Regions from separate parts of the Homo sapiens genome. Here region 2 is linked to region 1. Evidence: read pairs that join two places in POLR2A ChIA-PET (ENCODE). Cell type or tissue: GM12878. All regions are shown on one strand. Each heading gives the region's core, and the rest is flanking DNA. Links, peaks and the distances in the headings are about the cores only. Region 1 holds the start of LOC124903019 (a long non-coding RNA gene). Region 2 overlaps ACAD10 (acyl-CoA dehydrogenase family member 10).

Region 1 (9,107 bases), core at 28-5,027:
GGTGGCACGGTCCTGCCTGCCCCACCCCACCCCACCCCACCCCATACCTTGGCTATCCCCTGAAAGTTGAAAGTGAGCACGTATTCCCCACGCCGCGTCTCGCTCTGCCGCACCAGGAACACTCCATGAGCATCAGGGCCCTGCAGCTGAACCAGCTGAGCTGCTTTCACTCTGGAGATGGGGCCGTGGAACCAGGGGTAGCAGGACAGGAAATGGTCCGTCTTCTGGCAGGCCGGGTCCAGCAGCCCCCCAGGAGAAGCACCTGTTAGATAAGATGGGTGATGGTGGTCGCAGGGGGCTACCTTATGTCCTGGGCTGAGTCTGGGTTCCAGCGTACCCAGAAGACAATGGCCTAGCTATTGGTTTACCCACCTTGGTTAAGGGAATCTGTGCTGCCCCTTGGGGAGCTGGACGTGCTAGGCTCTAGGGCTGAGGGAATATGCATCTCTGCTTCTGTGCTCTCCAGCCTGCTGGAGAAGAGGCTGAGGTTAAGGATCTGGGCAGGTCAGGGGTGGTAGCAGCAAAGGTGGTGCCAGGGACGAGGGCCCAGGACCTCACCCTCGGCCTGTGCACTCCGAGAGCTCAGCCATCCATGAATTCAGCTGCTGCTCGTCTCCCACCTCAAAGATGATGTCTGTCCGGTCCTTCACCTGGCAGGGAGGAAGGGAACAGGGTTGGGTCTGCTGTATGTGTATGTATTTGTATTGCCCCAGGGTGTGAAAAGCCTTGTCACTCACCTTCAGCACAAAGGTGTAAAGGTTGTCAGGCATCTCAAGCCGTGTGCACCACCGGACCTCCTGGATGCTGGAGCAAGCTGCTTGTAGCTTGGGCCTTGAACTCTACGAGACCAAGTTGGGGTACTCAAGGCTTGTTCCTGATGCTCTTTCTTCCAGCCAGGCCTGAGTTTGTCTATAGTCTCCCCAGGAGTCCCCCTTTTAGAGAGAGTATCCATGGTGTTGCTGGGCAGGCTCTGAGCCTGTAGTGAGGTCCAGGGTGCCTTCCCCTAGCCTCCTGAACACCATTCACACTGAGATCCCAAGAAGCATGTGCTGGCAGAAGGCCAGCCCTCCCAGCCCATTGGACCTGGACTTGGAGACATTCCCACTCTGCCATGTGTCTGACATCCGTTTCTCTTCCCACTGGTGAGCAAACAGCTCCCTGCCCAGCCAGGTGATAGCAGCTGCTGACGGTCTCATCACACCAAGCCCAAAGGGGCAGAGCCTAGCATGGCTAGCCTAAGTTATAGCCACTGTAAAACCACAAAATCTTGGCCCTGGACCTTCCCAGGACACCCGGCACATAGGGCTGCAGGGTGGATAGGAGTTAGCCACTGTTCCTTTGCCAGCAGGAAACCTGCTCCCAGGTCTCAACTGACCCTGCAGATGCTTCCTGTGCTGGGGCACTCTGCAGCCAAGGAGCCAGCTGCTTCCGGTTGGGAATCTGCTCAGGAGGGGGTTTGCCCCTCCCCTTCCTCTTGTGATAAGACTGAAAAGATGGCCGAAAGAAGAAAAGGGGAGAAAGAGATGAGATAAGGAATGGACAGAAGTGGCCCCACTGGGCCCCCTCCATTCAGGTGTTCCTGGAAAATACTACAACCCCTAACAAACTGGGAGCAGGGGGATGGAAAGCAGAGGCAGCCCAAAGGATGTTCTAGCAACTGTGGCTTCAGGTGATCTGACCTCCACCTCAGCCCAAAAGGGCATACCTTGGACTGGAGCTGCTAGTGCTGTTGAATTGACCCCCAAAACCAGATGCTTAACCTTGCTTTACACACAGAGCTGCCAGGTACCTCTGTCGGAAGGATCATGACCCAGTGGCCTGGCCACCTCCTTTATCCCCCTTCCCCACCTGCAGGAGAGTCAATGAACAGTGAGGTAAGAGGGCAGCCTGGCAGGAGCAGGATGGCCACCTGGGCCCTTCCAGCAGGTCTCCTGGGAGCTCCCGGGCCTGCTCTGGTTGGCGGACACAACAGGCTGGGGGAGAGTAATGACTGCAGGAATGACCAACACTGGCCACAGCTCACTGCGGCCTCTCACTAGAAAGCTGCATGACTAGAAAATTCCAGCCTGAAGTGACCAGCACCAGCCAGGGCATTTTCACCTCCTACTCCCAGAGGTCCAGCAGCCAGGATGAGGCAGGCAGAGTGAGGCCTCACATGGCATCCACACGGGCACTGGACACAGCGCAGTGTGCAGGGAGTGGGGCCTCTGCGCTCTTGCCCATTTTTACAGCCAGCCAGCCCTGCAGAGCCTTCATTTCCTGTCTGCAAGATGGGTAAGGTGCGAGTGGCCACTTCCTTCTGCTACTTTTCCAGTTGGCCCTGCCTGGCCCCCACCCTTCCCCCTAGCTGCAGGCCTTAAGGATCACTGGGAGGATATAGGCCAGGCCTGGAGGGGAACGGGCCTAGTCTCCCTTTCAGTTCCGCTCCAGGCCTAGTCCCCAGTGTCAGTGCTGAGATTAACCAGCAGAGCTGCCGGTTTCACTCTGACTCTGGCCCCTGCAAGCCAGCTCCACCCCCAGCAGCTGAAGAACTGCTGAGCAGGCAGGCAGTGGTGAAAAGAGGATTCCCCTCCTCACCCACAGCCAGCCTGGCTGCCACCTGCCTGCTGGCTGAGCACAACCCAGGGGTTCTTCCCCAACTCCCCACAGCAGCCCTTGAGAGCCGCCCAGGCCTAGAGCCACAATCTCAACCCAAGCCTGCCAAGTATCAGAGCCGGGGTCCGCCACAGCTACCTGGTGGTATGGGTGTCCTATGCCAGAGGCTCCAGCCAGGTTGCAGCGTGTGGGCACATGGGCGCAGGACAACCCCTGCTTCAGTCGAAACCTCAGCCTGGACAGCTCAGGCTCTGGCCACTGCAGGGAAGGACCACCAGATGCCCATCAGATTAAGCTATATGGGGGGATGGGTGAGAGGGGAGACAAGCTCAAACCTGGGGGCTGTGTCAGCAGCTGTGGGGGCTTTAGGTTCCCTCCTCTCACATGCCCGCTATTCCACCTCCCTCAAAAGTCAAGCCAGGCCAGCAACAGCTGCTCCCTGGACCTGCTTAGGCTCTACTGTGGTTGGGTGATCAAAGTGGCCAGATCATTTCAGGTATTTGTGGTTTGAACAGTAGACTGTCACCCACCACATCCTGCAGCGTCTATTTCTGGGGAGCAAGTCTTCTCCATTCCCAGCATCTAAACAGATGGCTTCTGTTTGTTATGGCCACTGTGGCTCCAGTGGGAATAATCTATTTCTTTCTTTGCTCTGGCTGCTAGGAATCTCAAAGTCAAAGACGTAGGCCAGCTCTGACACTACCCCAACGGTAGGACTTGTATTTATTTCAACAGCTAACTTTATCCCAGATGTTATAGTTCTTTTATCCTCTAGGGTTTTTTGTTTTTGTTTTTGTTTTTTGAGACAGATTCTCACTCTGTTGCCCATGCTGGAGTGCAGTGGCGCAATCTCGGCTCACTGCAACCTCCACCTCCTGAGTTCAAGCGATTCTCCTGCCTCAGCTTCCGCAGTAGCTGGGATTACAGGCACCTGCCACCACACCCAGCTAATTTTTGTATTTTTAGTAGAGCTGGGGTTTCACCATGTTGGTTGGCCAGGTTGGTCTCGAACTTCTGACATCAGGTGATCCGCCTGCCTTGGCCTCCCAAAGTGCTGGGATTTTAGGCATGAGCCACCACGCCGGGCCCTACCCTCTAGGTTTTAAGATTCAGCCCTGACCCTGCCACTTCCTATACAACCCTGGACAAAGGGTTCGGCTCTCCATGCCTTAGTTGTCATCTGTAATTCAGCTCATTTTTTCACAAGGTGAGCTAACACAAGCGAAAGGCATGACTCGCACAGCTGTTAACAGGCCGGTGAGTAAAGCCTGCTTGGCTCCCACTACACTACTGACAGCATGACAGTCCCCTCTGAGTAGCCTAGCCACTGGGTACACCCCCAGCTTCTCTCAGCCTTACAGAACTATTGCCCCATTTTGTCACATGCTCCCTTACCATCCTGCAATAAATTCCACGTAATATAACCAACATACTACCCTAACTAATTACAAGACAGGGACAACAAAGGACTGTCACTTAGCCGAAATAAAACGTGCTTCAGTGCAACTGTAGACAACACAACCAACTACTTGGCTGCTTCTGAGTTTGTTGTGAAAAGAAGGCTAAGAACATAAGGGAGCCAAAGGGCGGGGGAGCTAGGAAAGCCAGCCTGGTTCCAGATCCACCCAGGGTCCACATGGAAATGCAGTTCCAGGCTCCCTTCAAATGGCCCTGTGCTGTGATCAGTCCCCCTGCAAAGGTCTCTGAGCCACAGTCCCGTCATCTGAGAAGTGAAGATGAAACACCAGCCTCGTGGGGTCACGCAGCTCTCCCTGACTCCCGCCTACCTGAGGATCCCTCTTTATCCCACCTGGCTGTTCAGCCCGCCTGGAGGGAATGTGACGGGCTGGAGGCAACAGACCCTTCCTCTCTAGGCCTCACTTGCCCTCATGCTGTTACCTGGAAACTGTCTTGCTACCTACTGCCCCTTCTGTGTGCTGAGGGACAGGGGACCTGTCTTGGCACAAACATTTATAGGGCCAGGATGGTCCTTCTAGAGTCTTCCGAGGTACTGGGCCACACCCCACCCTGCCAGGTCCTCATAACCAGCTTGAGTGGGGTCTGTTACTGGCTTTGCCCTCAGGCATCCAGCAGAGACAGGCAAGTCGGGGCAGGGCAGGGCTGGACACACCAGTCAAAGGCCAGAGCTCTGGTGGCGTGACCACACCTACGTGGAGAGCAAGGCTGATGGCATGGCCTCCCCTGGTGAGAGAGCAGGAAGAGGCACAGGTGAGCCTGCCACAGCAGCCCCCAGAAGCCACCATGGGGCTTCAAGGCTGTGGGAATCAGCTTGAGCTTTTTCTAAGGTGGGGAAGCTCTTAACAGGAGCAGGCCTGCTGGCTGTCCCCCTCCTCCTGGGACGCTGGAGGGCAGGACACAGGGCAGCATCTGACACACCCCAGCAGCAAGGGCTTGGCCCAGACCAGCCTTGGGGAGAGACCGCCCACCCCCGGGAACCCCCAGGCCACACTAGCTCCCTGGTGGTCTTACCTTCCCCAGAGCCTTTGAGCCCACATTCATCGGTGTACAGCAGCAGTGGGACAGGCCTCAGTCGACCCTCCAGCACCAGCCACGCCTCTGCCACACCTATGCCCTCAAGGAGGCATCTGGCAGCCTGGGCCTAGCTCTGCAGGTGGTTAGAAGAGCCCTAGCTCTACCACTTACTTACCTTTGAAACCTTGGGCAGGACACTAACTGGAGGTTCAGTTTGCTTTCAGTAATAGGGGGCCCGTAAGCAGGTCCTGTTGACCTTCTTACTGGAGGAGGAGAGGGAGGGGGTCTGAAAAGGCGCAGAGCAAATTCCAGATCCTGTCCTGGATGGCTGATCCCTCACCCCAGCCCAGAACCTGAAGTGGATGCTGCCGGGATGGATGAATGAGCATTATTATGGAAAATACTTAATCCAAGCTTACTGTCTAGTATCAAAAAGTTAACCTACTTGGGAAGCTGAGGCAGGAGAATCACTTGAACCTGGGAGACAGAGGTTGCAGTGAGCTGAGATCACACCACTGTACTCTAGACTGGTCGACAGAGTGAGACCCTGTCTTAAAAAAAAAAAAATTCCTTGCCTTCTTCCAAAAATGATTTTAGTCAGGTTAGAGACACCCAGAAAGAGCTGGGAGACAGCTGCTACAACACAGACAAGAGTCCCTCTTGCCACAGATTTGTCTCAGCTTCCTGGCAGCCAATGCAAAGGATTCTCCGAGAGAGGACAGTCATTTGTGGAAAGAGAATGCTGCTGCTTAGCTCCATTAAAGACTCTGAGAAGTCCTGCAGCAGAGAAACCTATTAAACCCATGCATTACCCAGACTTTGACCTATTTCATAGACCTTATTACCATCCCAAGGTAATATGGGATTGAGGTGAGGAAGGTCCTCACCTCGCAAACTCTCCTTAAACGTGGTGCGTCTCAGCCATTCTCTGGGGTGGGCAGCATCAAGACTGAGCCTAGTTGCTAAAAGCCATCCAGTATCCTGCCCAGAAATCCCTCAGGGCTACAGAACCATGCAGCAACTCCACCACCCTGAGGTTTGGGACACTTAGTCCTGTGCTTGAGTCCCAACTCTGCCTTCTCTTCCATAGGTAAGTGACTCACCTCTCCTAGCCTCAGTTTCCAATTTTTTTTTTTTTTTTTTAAGAGATAGGGTCTTGCTCTGTGGCCCAGGCTGGCTCACTGCAGCCTCAAACTCCTGGGGGCTCAAGTGAGCCTCCTGCCTTGGCCTCCCAGGTAGCTGGGATTACAGACACATGCCACCACATGTGGCTGATTATTTTTTTGTAGAGATAGAGATAGGATCTCGCTATGTTGTCCAGGCTGGTCTCAAACTCCTGGCTCAAGTGATCCTTCTGCCTCGGCCTCCCAAAATGAGTCTCCACGTGTGTGTATGTGTGTATTTTGTTTTTGAGGCAGGGTCCCTCTCTGTTGCCCAGGATAGAGTATAAACTAGCTCACTGCAGCCTTGACCTCCTGGGCTCAAGCAAGAGTCTGCATTTTCTAAGGTGGGATAATAATGCCACTACCCTTCCCTGAGAATATGAGCATAGTGTGTGCAACAGAGCTCCCAGAGGGTATGGAAGGATCTCAGGGGAATGGTAAGGCAGGGAGGAGCACAGGGCCTTAGGAGCTCAGCCTTAAGAGAGACTTGGGAGCAAGAAGGCCCCTCCCTGGGCAGCCCTCCTGAGTTGTCACTCCCCTGCTCCCATGCACCAGAGGCTCAAGAAGGCCTCCCTCTTCCTTTTCCATCTTTCGGTCTTGGCCCAGCACAGAGAAAGGAGCAGTAGCGTTTGCTGAATATTCTCCGAAGTGGGGATGGTGGAGAAAAAGGCACTGGAGGTTAAGGGAATAGCAAGAGCCAACACCCAGAGGGCAGAAGGCACAGCCCCAGGCTAGAAGACAACAGGGGCTTGACTGTGGCTGGAAATGACGCTCACAGACCCCACACCACCCTTTAGTGAGCATCTGCTGTGTGCCAGGCATTGGAGCCTGGGTGGCCCACCAGCAGTTTCCAGATTGTGGAATTCACAGGCCGGCAACATTTTTCAAAAAGTTTTCCAAGAGGAAGTCACAGAAATGGGCGTCACACCATCAAGGACACGACGAAACCAAGTAGGACGTCATGGTTCCAGAGCAAAGGACAATCCTGGGCATCATGGACAGTGAGATTTATGAAGGAGAAGCCTCACCACCCTGCCCCGGGCCAGCTCCGTGCAAGGAGCAGTGTGTGTGAGCCTCACGTGGCCCTCCTGTGCCTTCACCTACTTCACAGATGAGAAGGCTCAAGAGACCTCCAAGGGGGAGGGAACACAGCACAGGGTGCTTCTATGACCTTCTGGCACAGGACATCTGGAAGGGAGTTTGGAATCTGCATTTTAACATGGGACCTGGGTGGATCTGAAACCCACCGGCGTCTGAGCTGGCTGGGGTCTGAGGGAGGTCAAGAGAGCTGGGCAGGGAGGCCTCTGTCCCCCATCTTCCCCCCAGATGCCAGGGAGCCACAGAAGATGTGCAGGAGGGGAGGCACGGCCCATCCCTCAAAGGCAGAAAGTGGTGGATGCTGGGAGCTGAGCAGCCAGGATTCCAGTCCCAGACAACTGCTGGGGGAAAGGGGTATTCACAAGGAGCCCCCAGTGAGGAGAGAGGAGCCAGGCTGGAAAACAGTGTGACACCTGGGCCCTCTGGGAGTTGGGCAGCATCAAAAACTGCCATCTGTCCCATCAGACTACGCCCAAGTCTGTCCAGAATTAGCTATTTCCACCCCCACGATGCTGCTCCAGCCTACCCTCCTCTGCTCAAAACTCCCCTGCAGCTACAGGAGGCTGAAGCAGGGAGGTTGAGGCTGCCGTGAACTATGATGGTGCCACTGCACTCCAGCCTCGACAACAGAGCAAAATCTCATCTCAAAAGAAACTCCCGGCTGGGCGCAGTGGCTCACGCCTGTAATCCCAGCACTTTGGGAGGCCGAGGCGGGCAGATCACAAGGTCAGGAGTTCAAGACCAGCCTGGCCAATATGGTGAAACCCTGTCTCTATTAAAAATACAAAAATTAGGCCAGGTGCGGTGGCTCACACCTGTAATCCCAGCACGTTGGGAGGCCGAGGCAAGGCAGATCACCTGAGGTCAGGAGTTAGAGACCAGCCTGACCAACATGGAGAAACTCTGTCTCTACTAAAAATACAAAATTAGCCAGGTGTGATGACACATGCCTATAATCCCAGCTGCTCGGGAGGCTGAGGCAGGAGAATCGCTTGAACCCAGGAGGCAGAGGTTGTGGTGAGCCAAGATCGTGCCACTGCACTCCAGCCTGGGCAACAAAAGCGAAACTCCATCTCACACAAAAAAATACAAAAATACAAAAATTAGTCGGGCATGGTGGCAGGTACCTGTAGTCCCAGCTACTTGGGAGGCTGACGCAGGAGAATCACTTGAACCCGGGAGGCAGAGGCTGCAGTAAGCCAAGATTGCGCCACTGCACTGCACTGCAGCCTGGGCAACAGAGCAAGACTGTCTCAAACAAACAAACAAACAAAAACAAAAACTCCCCTGTGGTCCTCATCTGAGAGACCCTTGTTACCTCCTCAGCCTCTTGGGCCTCCCTCCCTCGCTCTGATCCAGCCACACTGGCCTCCACTCTTCTTCAGTGTGCCAGGTGCACTCGGGGCCTGTGCCCTCAGAGAGGCAGCTCCCCCCACAGCTTCACAAATACGACTGCTTTTCAAAGTGTCATCTCCTCAGGGAGGCCCTCCCTGACCACAGTATCTAAATCCTGAGCCGCAAAGCCCCTTCACTTCCTTCCCTGCCTGTTGTCCTATGAGCTGGTCTTGCGCATTCCTTGATGCAGGTCTCTGCCGTGACTTGGCTTTGCTCACGTGGTGTCCTTGGCCGCGAGCCAGTGCCTGCTAGGTGGTGGGTGCTCAACATTCATCATAAGCCTTTTGCTGGCTAAGCATCCTTTGTGCTGGGTAACGGGGGGCATAGGGGATGATTGCCCCTACTGCCATCCCCCACCCCAGT
Region 2 (9,107 bases), core at 1,954-6,953, 250 kb before region 1:
GAAGAGCAATGCTAATGTGTACAACAGAGAGCACACTGCTGTGAAGCATCAGATCCTCAGTGGTTGCTTGAGAGGACTCCGGGCACTGCATGATGAATTTTATTCCTTGATCTCATATTCACTGGACCATATGTTAGGTCACTTACCTGGACCTGGCAGAGACTATGGAAGCACATGAAGGAAGAAGCCAGATCCTGGTGGCCCCTAGAACATGCCCTTCCTTCTATAGGCTATAGTAATTCTTCACAGCATGGAGTGAGTACACTGAAATGTTCGCCTGAAATGCTGTCTTTGTGGATAAGGAAGCAAATTTCTTCTTTTTTTCAGAAAAAGCCTCACTCAGTCACCCAGGCTAGAGTGCAGTGGTACAATCTCAGCTCATTGCAACCTCCACCTCACAGGTACAACTGATTCTCGTGCCTCAGCCCCCCAGGTAGCTGAGATTATAGGCGTGCACCACCAAGCCTGGCTAATTTCTGTATTTTCAGTAGAGACAGGGTTTTGCCATGTTGGCCACGCTGATCTCAAACTCCTGACCTCAGGTGATCTGCCTGCCTGCCTCGGGCCTCCCAAGGTACTGTGTGTGATTACAGGTGTGAGCCACTGTGCCTGGCCAAGAAGGAAATTTCTGTCCACAAAGAGCTAAGGCAGTGGATGGATCAGCATCAGCATCTGTAGAATACTGGGAACATTTGTGCAAGGACTGTTTCTCCTCATCCACAGTTGCTTTTTCTGTCTATAATACAGATGCTGGGGGCAAATATATACATACAACATTCATAATTATATATCTAAGACAAAATACACTTTACATATAGCTTTTGTTTTGGAATTAAAACACCTTTGTTGTTTTTTTCTGATAAAGTAGTGTCTGTGCATTGAAAATTTTTCAGACAATATATTTCATAGAAAACTATGCAAAAGAAAGTAGGCTGGGTGCAGTAGCTCACACCTATAATCCCGGCACTTTGGGAGGCCAAAATGGGAGGATCGCTTGAGGCTAGGAGTCTGATACCAGCCTGGGCCACATGATTAAACCCTGTCTCTAGAAAAAATTTAAAAATTAGCTTGGCGTGATGGGTTGCACCTGTAATTCTAGCTACTCGGGAAACTGAGGTGGAAGGATCGCTTAAGCCCAGGAGTTTGAGGCTGCAATGAGCTATGATGGTGCCACCGCACTGCAGCCTAGGGACATAGAGCAAGACCCCATGTCTTAAAAAAAAAAAAAAAAAAAAAAAAAGAAGAGGAAGGAAGGAAGGAAGGAAAGTAAAAGGACAAGCAGTCCTATCTTCTTTCAGAAATAACTAATGTTAACAATCTGGTATATGTCCTTTGAAAATAACAAGACTTTTAAAACTCAATCCAAAAAATACTTTAATTTTAGAGCTAAAGCATATAGCATTTTTCACAGTCTCGGAGTTGGCAAGCATGTGAGGAAACCGGCACCATCATATGCTGTTGACGGGAGCGTAAACAAGCACAACCTCTGCAGACAGCAATTTGATAATTTCTGTCAAAATCTGAAATGCACATACATTTGACGTAGTAATTCTACTTTCAGAAATTTCTTCCATATATATTTATGAAAGTAAGCAAAGGTTATGTACAAGGTTGTTTGTGCAGAATTGCTCATAATAAAAAGAACTAGAAAAGTTAAATGTATACTAATAAGGTGTTTATTACATCAATTATGATATATTCATATAACGGAATACCACACAGATGTTAAAACATATAAACTTGCCCAAAGGTCAGCAAAATATGGCTTGGGGCCAAATCTGTCTCCTATCTATTTTTTTAAGAGATGGGGTCTTGCTGTGTTGCCCAGGCTGGCCTCAAACTCCTGGGCTCAAATGAACCTTCACCTCAGCCTCCCTAGTAGCTGGAACTACAGGCACACACCAGCATGCCTGGCTCTACCTATTTTCGTAAATAAAGTCTTATTGGAACACAACCACACTTGTTTACTATTGTCTATTATTGCTTTCTTGCTGCAATGGTAGAAGTGAATAGTTGTGACTGAGAGTATGGCTCACAAAGCCTATCTAGCCCTTCTTTATTTTTGTTTTTTAAGATGGGGTCTTGCTGTTGCCCAGGCTGGGGAGCTGTGGCACAGTCATGGCCCACTGCAGCCTCAAGCTCCCAGGATCAAGTGATCCTTCTGCCTTAGCCTCCTGAGTAGCTGGGATTACAGGTGCGTGCTACCATGCCCAGCTAATTTTTTTATTTTTTGTAGAAATGGGGATCTCACTATGTTGCCCAGGCTAGTCTCAAACTCCTGGCCTCAAACAGTCTCCCACCTCGGCCTCCCAAAGTGCTGGGATCGTAGCCATAAGCCATCACATCCACCATGTCTAGCCCTTTATAGAAAAAGTTTACTAACCTCCAAACTAGATCCTAGACATATGCCAACTGATATGAAAAAGATGGCAAAATATCATACTGAGTCAAAAAAAAGCTATGGAACAGTCTACAGCATATGATCCAATTTGTATATGCCCCCCACACCCACCCCCAACACACACGGGCAATTTTTCAAAAATAAACAAGAAACTTTTCACAATGATAACCACTTAAGTCTGGAACCAACTGGGAAAGGGTCGAGGTGGCAGCAGGAAATTTTATCTGTATTTTATGCTCTTTTAGCAGTGACTATTCAATAAATGGGGTTGGCATAACTAGGTTTCAATATGGAATAGAAATTAAGTTAAATCATCTTTCAGGCCATCACAAAACAAATTCCCAATACAGTAAATATCCAAGTCAGAAAAACAAAATTCTAAAACTTAGAAAATAATATAGAAGGCTGGGCGTGGTGACTCATGGCTAAAATCCCAGCACTTTGGGAGGCAGAGGCAGAGGTGGGCAGATTGTTTATGCTCCCAAGTTCAAGGCCAGCCTGGGCAACATGGTGAAAACCCATCTCTACAAAAAATACAAAAATTAGCCAGGTGTGGTGGTGCGAGCCTATAGTGCAGCTACCTGTGAGGCTGAGGTGGGAGGATAGCTTGAGCCTGGGAGGCAGAGGTTGCAGTGAGCCGAGGTCACTCCACTGCACTTTAGCCTGAGTGGCAGAGTAAAATTCCGTTTCAAAAAGAAAGGAAGAAAAAGAAAACTTTGGTACAGCTAAAAGCATTATCAATAAAATCAAAAGACAAGGCATAAAAGGGAGAAAATATTTGCAAATCATGTAACAGATAAACGGTTATGACCGGCCGGGCGCAGTGGCTCATGCCTGTAATCCCAGCATTTTGGGAGGCCAAGGCGGGCAATCACCTAAGGTAGGGAGTTCGAGAGCAGCCTGACCAACGTGGAGAAACTCCGTCTCTACTAAAAATACAAAATTAGCCAGGGGTGGTGGTGCATGCCTGTAATCCCAGCTACTCAGGAGGCTGAGGCAGGAGAATCGCTTGAACCTGGGAGGCAGAAGTTGTGGTGAGCCAAGATTGCACCATTACATTCCAGCTTGGGCAACAAGAGCAAAAGTCTGTCTCAAAAAAAAAAAGGTTTACTGAAAATCAACAAGAAAAGTGAGCAATTCACGGAAAAACTGAATGACCAATAATATTAAAAAAAAAAAAAAAGGCTCACTACTCAGGAGGCGGGAGAATCACTTTAGACTAGGAGTTCGAGACCAGCCTGACAGCCTGGGCCATACAGCAAGATGCTCTCTGAAAAAAAAAAAAAAAAAGGCCAGATGCAGTGGCTTGTGCCTATAATCCCAGCACTTTGGAACCCTGAGGCAGGCAAGTCACTTCAGGTCAGGAGTTCAAGACCAGCCTGGCCAACATGGTGAAACCCCATCTCTACTAAAAACATATAAAAAATTAGCTAGGTGTGGTGGTGCACACCTGTAGTCCCAGCTACTCGAGAGGCTGAGGAAGGAGAATAGCTTGAACCAGGGAGACAGAGGTTACAGTGAGCCGAGATCACAGCACTGCACTCTAGCCTGGGTGACAGAGTGAGACTCCGACTCAAAAAAAAAAAAAGGGCGCAACCTCAGTTGCAATCAGGCAAATGTGAGACTCCGACTCAAAAAAAAAAAAAAAAGGCGCAACCTCAGTTGCAATCAGGCAAATGAACATTAAAATAACAGGAAAAAAAAGGCCAGGCCCAGTGGCTTACACCTATAATCCCAGCACTTTGGGAGGCCAAGGCGGGCGGACCACCAGATCAGGAGATTGAGATCATCCTGGCTAACACAGTGAAACCTGTCTCTAATAAAAATACAAAAAATTAGCAGGGCGTGGTGGTGGATGCCTGCAGTCCCAGCTACTTCGGGAGGCTGAGGCAGGAGAATGGTGTGAACCCGGGAGGCGAAGTTTGCAGTGAGCTGAGATAGCATCACTGTACTCCAACCTGGGCGACAGAGCAAGACTCTGTCTCAAAAAAAAAAAAAAAAAAGAGAGAGACCAACCTGGTCAACATGGCGAAACCCTGTCTCTACTGAAAATACAAAAATTAGCCAAGCATGGTGGCACACACCTGTAATACCAGCTACTTGGGAGGCTGAGGCACGAGAATTGCTTGAACCCGGGAGATGGAGGTTGCAGTGAGCCAAGATCACGCCACTGCACTTTAGCCTGGGCAATGGAATGATGCTCTGTCTCAAAAAAAAAAAAAAAAGGAAAAGAAAAGAAACCACAAAGATGGAATTTTCATCTATCACACTAACAAAAATTTTAAAGTCAAACATTTTGAAGTTTCGAAATCATTATACCCTCTGAATTCAATTTTTTTTTTCTCCCAAGACGGAGTCTTGATCTGTCACCCAGGCTGGAGTGCAGTGGTGCTATCTTGGCTCACTGCAACCTCTGCCTCCCGAGTTCCAGCAATTCTCCTGCCTCAGTCTCCCGAGTATCTGGGATTACAGGCATGGACTACCATGCCCAATTTTTTTTTTTTTTTGAGACGGAGTCTCGCTGTATCGCCCAGGTTGGAGTGCAGTGGTGCCATCTAGGCTCACTGCAAGCTCTGCCTCCTGGGTGCACGCCATTCTCCTGCCTCAGCCTCCCAAGTAGCTGGGACCACAGGCACCTGCCACCACGCCTGGCTAATTTTTTGTATTTTTAGTAGAGACGGGGTTTCACCACGTTAGCCAAGATGGTTTCAATCTCCTGACCTCGTGATCCACCTGCCTTGGCCTCCCAAACTGCTGGGATTACAGGCGTGAGCTACTGTGCCCGGCCTAAATTCAATCTTAAAGTGTTTGAGCTTTGGTCTGAAAATGCATTCTTGGAGAAAAATAAAGTAAAATAAAAAATAAAAAAACTAAAATGTTTGGGCTATACTTTGAATTCTTTGTTGTGCGTACTAATTTTATAGTAAACTAACAGCTTAAATCAAGCTTTTCTGAAAAGGGCCAGATGGTAAATATTTTAGGCTTTGAAAGCATTACGGACCCTGTTGAAATTACTCAACTCTGCCAGTACAGGGTAAAAGCAGTCATGGACAATATGTAAACAAATGGGCAAGATGGTTTTCTAAAAAATTTCATTTTTATGGACATTGAAATATGAACTTCACATAATTTTCACATGTCACAAAATATTATTCTTGTTTTGATATTTTTCAATTACGTATTTCAAAACATAAAAGTCATTCTTGGCTGACAGGCCATACAAAAACAGACAGCAGGTGAGGCATGGTAACTCACACCTGTAATTCCAATGACTCAAGAGGCCAAGGCAGGAGGATCACTTGAGCCCGGGAGTTCGACACTAGCTTGAGAAACATAGCAAGACCCCATCTCTATAAAAAACAAAAATTAGGCATAGTGGCAAACACCTGTAGTCCCAGCTACTTGGGAGCCTGAGGCAGGATTGCTTGAGCCCAGGAGTTTCAGGCTGCAGTGAGCCATGATTGTACCACTGCACTCCAGCCTAAGAAACAGAGCGCGATCCCATCTCAAGAAAAAAAAAAATAGTATAGTACAGTAATTCTAGTGTATATATATATATACTTTTTTTTTTTTTGAGACAGAGTCTTGCTCTGTCTCCCAAGCTGCAGCGCAATGGTATGATCTCAGCTCACTGCAACCTCTGTTTCCCGGGTTCAAGTGGTTCTCCCTGCTCAGCCTCCAGAGTAGCTGCAATTTCAGGTGCCCATCACCATGCCCCGCTTATTTTTGAATTTTTAGTAGAGATTGGATTTTGCCATGTTGGCCAGGCTGGTCTCAAACTCATGACCTCAAGTGATCCGCCCATCTCGTCCTCCCAAAGTGCTGAGATTAAAGGCATGAGCCACCGCACCTGGCCAATTCTAGTATATTCTTATCAAATGACCCTTGATATGGTTCATTTGAAATAAATAACATTAGAAGCTCCAGTCAAGCAAAAGACAAAGTAGAAGGCATCACTATTTTGTTCACATTTACCCATCAAACATTTCCTGAATGACTGAGCCAGCCTGCAGAGCTAACACTGCAACAGTGAAGTGAAGAAATCCCAGACCTGGGGTCCTGGAATCCAAGAGCCCCATAGAGGAGACATGAACATATCCCACTGCAAACAAAAATATCTCGGTGAAGGTGAAACTTAATGGGAATTGGCTATCCAGGAACATTCTGCCCAGGTTGCAAATGAGGTTGGAGAAGTCTTGACAGAAGAGGACTCTTGAAGTTAGTAACAACCATGAGATTTACTGAGTGTTCAAAAGATTCCAGTCATTGCTGAATAATATCCCCTTAAATTTGCCATTAAAAGCATCAGTAGGATTTGAACAGGCAGAGGAGGCAGGGAGGAAACACAGCTTGCAAAGGCACAAACATGCAAATGTGCCTGGCATGCCTGGGGAGCATCAGGTAGTCCATAGCAGGAAAGCTAAAACTGAGAGGAGCCCTGAATCCCAGGTGAAAGCTTCTAGACTTAATCTAGGGGACCACATGCAGGCATTCAAGATTTTCAAGCCAGGGATGAAAGGAACAAGATCTATGCTTTATTTTTATTTTATTTATTATTTTGTGACAGGGTCTCACTTTGTCACCCAGGCTGGAGTGCAGTGGTGCAATCTCAGCTCACTGCAGCCTCAATCGCCCAGGCTAAAGAGTTCCTCCCACCGCAGCCCCTCAAGTAGCTGGGACTACATCCATGCACCACCATGCCCAGGTACGCTTTTTGTATTTTTCGTAGAGACAAGGTTTCACCAGGTTGGCCAGGCTGGTCTTGAACTCCTGTGCTCAAGCGATCTGCCCACCTCGGCCTCCTAAATTGCTGAGATTACAGGTGTGAGCTGCTAAGCGCAGAAGCACGATCCATGTTTTAGAAAGGTTAATTCTGGAGCTGGGAGGAGATTTTGTAAAATCCAGAGAGCCAGAGGCAGAGGAAGTTAGGAGGCTGATGACATCATTTGGGTGAGAGAAGGCAAGGGTGGAGGCAGTGGCAATGGAGAGAAGTGAATTGGTTCTTAAGATATTCTAGAGAAAGTCAAGAAACTTTCTGTCCAGTGATCTTTATGTTCTTCCCTGCTGCCTTTTTTTTTAGAGACAGGTTCTCTAAAAAAGACTGTTGTGCCAGTCTGGGGTGCAGTGGTGCAATCCTAGCTCACCATAGGGTCTCACTGTGTTGCTCAGGTTTAGTCTTTATGTTCTTTGTAGAAGAACAGATTCAGCTATCTGCAGAGCAAGAATATTTGGGGGTGGTAAGGAGCAGGGGGAGTGGACAGTCTGGAACAGCCCCTGAGGTAAACATGACAGAGATACGAGTGAAGGAACAGAGAGATAAGAGTGAAGGAACAGAGAGGCTCAGGCGTAGCACCAATGGCCCAACTGAGGCTGGAGCTCAGAAACCAGCTTGTGCAGCCAGTTAGCACGGCTGAGTAATTTGGTCAGCAGTGCTGGAAAGCCTAGACACGCAGGCATAGAAAACCTGTGCCTGGGTTGATTTAGGATGGAGAACTGGCCAACCAGCCACCACAGAAGGTCAAAAGGAGAGGGATGGCTGCCTGGCCCTTTGTCCTTCCTGCTGGCTGGCATGAGAATATGATAGCAGGAGGCGACACAGCCAAGACAGACCACAATGTAAGAGTGGAAATGAAAAGTCACAGCAGAGCAACATGCTATAAAGAGTCGGAGTCCCTGATACCACAGAGTCGCATCACACAGTGCCCCAGACCACATACCTGGGCTTTTATGTGCAAGAGAAAGAAACTTCTAGCTTGTTTCAGTCACTGTTTTGTTAGGTTTTCTACTGCTTGAAGCCAAAACGACTTTAACTAATAAAAACTGAACTGAGTAGAAAAGAAGTAAAACCAGGAAGGGGCTGGTAAAGAGAAGACCAGAGACCAGAGGGCTGACCCTTACCCTGTCAGTCCAGAAGCAGGTTTAGAGGGAGTGGGGTAGAAGGGAGGAAGGCTGTAATCAAAAGGGGAATTTCAGCATTCTAGATTTCAGAAGTAGAACAGTTCCCAAGAAGAAGTGGTTAAATTCTTTGGGATTTTTGGTTGTTTGTTTTTGAGTAAGGGTCTTGCTCTGTTACCCAGGCTGGAGTGCAGTGGCATGATCACGGCTGACTACAGCCTCAACCACCTGGATTCATGTGATCCTCCGACCTCAGCCTCCTGAGTAGCTAGAACTACAGGTGCCTGTCATCATGCCCAGATAATTTTTAAATTTCTGCAGATACGGGGTCTCACTATGTTGCTCAGGCTGGTCTTGAACTCCTGGGCTCAAACGACCCTCTCACCTCGGCCTCCAAAAGTGCTGGGATTACAGGCTTCAGCCACTGTGCCCTGCCTTGGTGGTTAAATTCTAATCACAGCATTCATGGCAGCTCATCATTGATTGAGAATTTAGGATGCACTGAGCAATCACTGTGCTAAGCAAGTGCTTCCCACGGATAACTCTCCGCCAAATCCCAAGGAGGAAGGCACTACCATTAGCTCATTTAATGATGAGGAAAGTAAGATTTGGAGAAGCTGAATCATGCGCCCAAGACACTCAGCCCCCTAGTGGTGCTTGGAATTCGACTCGAGAGCCAGAGCATGGCCTGCTGGGACACACTGCTGCCCAAGTGTTCCCCTCTGCCTTCCCGATCACCCTCCATTCTCCCACCACCACTCTAGTCCCACAAAGTGAAACAGAATCAATAGCTCACCTGCAGCGACTCTCC

The links. Peaks named below come from ENCODE experiments on the same cell type or tissue, not always from the same donor. Only the 100,000 strongest peaks of a DNase experiment are listed, where the experiment ranks them.
Region 2: POLR2A ChIA-PET joins it to region 1 with 5 read pairs; 2 of 35 experiments call an interaction of 5 or more read pairs at or near these places.

The regions. Positions count from the first base shown.
Region 1 is chr12:111,438,485-111,447,591 of GRCh38, reverse strand. SH2B3 (SH2B adaptor protein 3) reads right to left here. Exons shown (of 8, transcript NM_005475.3): 3 at 738-839; 4 at 559-650; 5 at 373-467; 6 at 48-262. LOC124903019 (a long non-coding RNA gene) reads left to right here and starts at 2,847. Exons shown (of 2, transcript XR_007063462.1): 1 at 2,847-9,107. RefSeq lists enhancers at 2,188-2,457, 3,208-3,327, 6,904-7,448, 8,461-8,974 and a silencer at 4,763-4,949. In GM12878, for the core only: no CTCF peak of the experiment used is centred there; DNase peaks (open chromatin) are centred at 2,521 and 3,091; H3K4me3 peaks cover 1,193 bases; H3K27ac peaks cover 4,063 bases.
Region 2 is chr12:111,692,882-111,701,988 of GRCh38, reverse strand. It overlaps ACAD10 (acyl-CoA dehydrogenase family member 10), which reads right to left. Exons shown (of 21, transcript NM_025247.6): 2 at 9,093-9,107. Among named protein-coding and RNA genes, the nearest start is that of ACAD10, 11 kb to the right of the region's middle. In GM12878, for the core only: no CTCF peak of the experiment used is centred there; no DNase peak of the experiment used is centred there.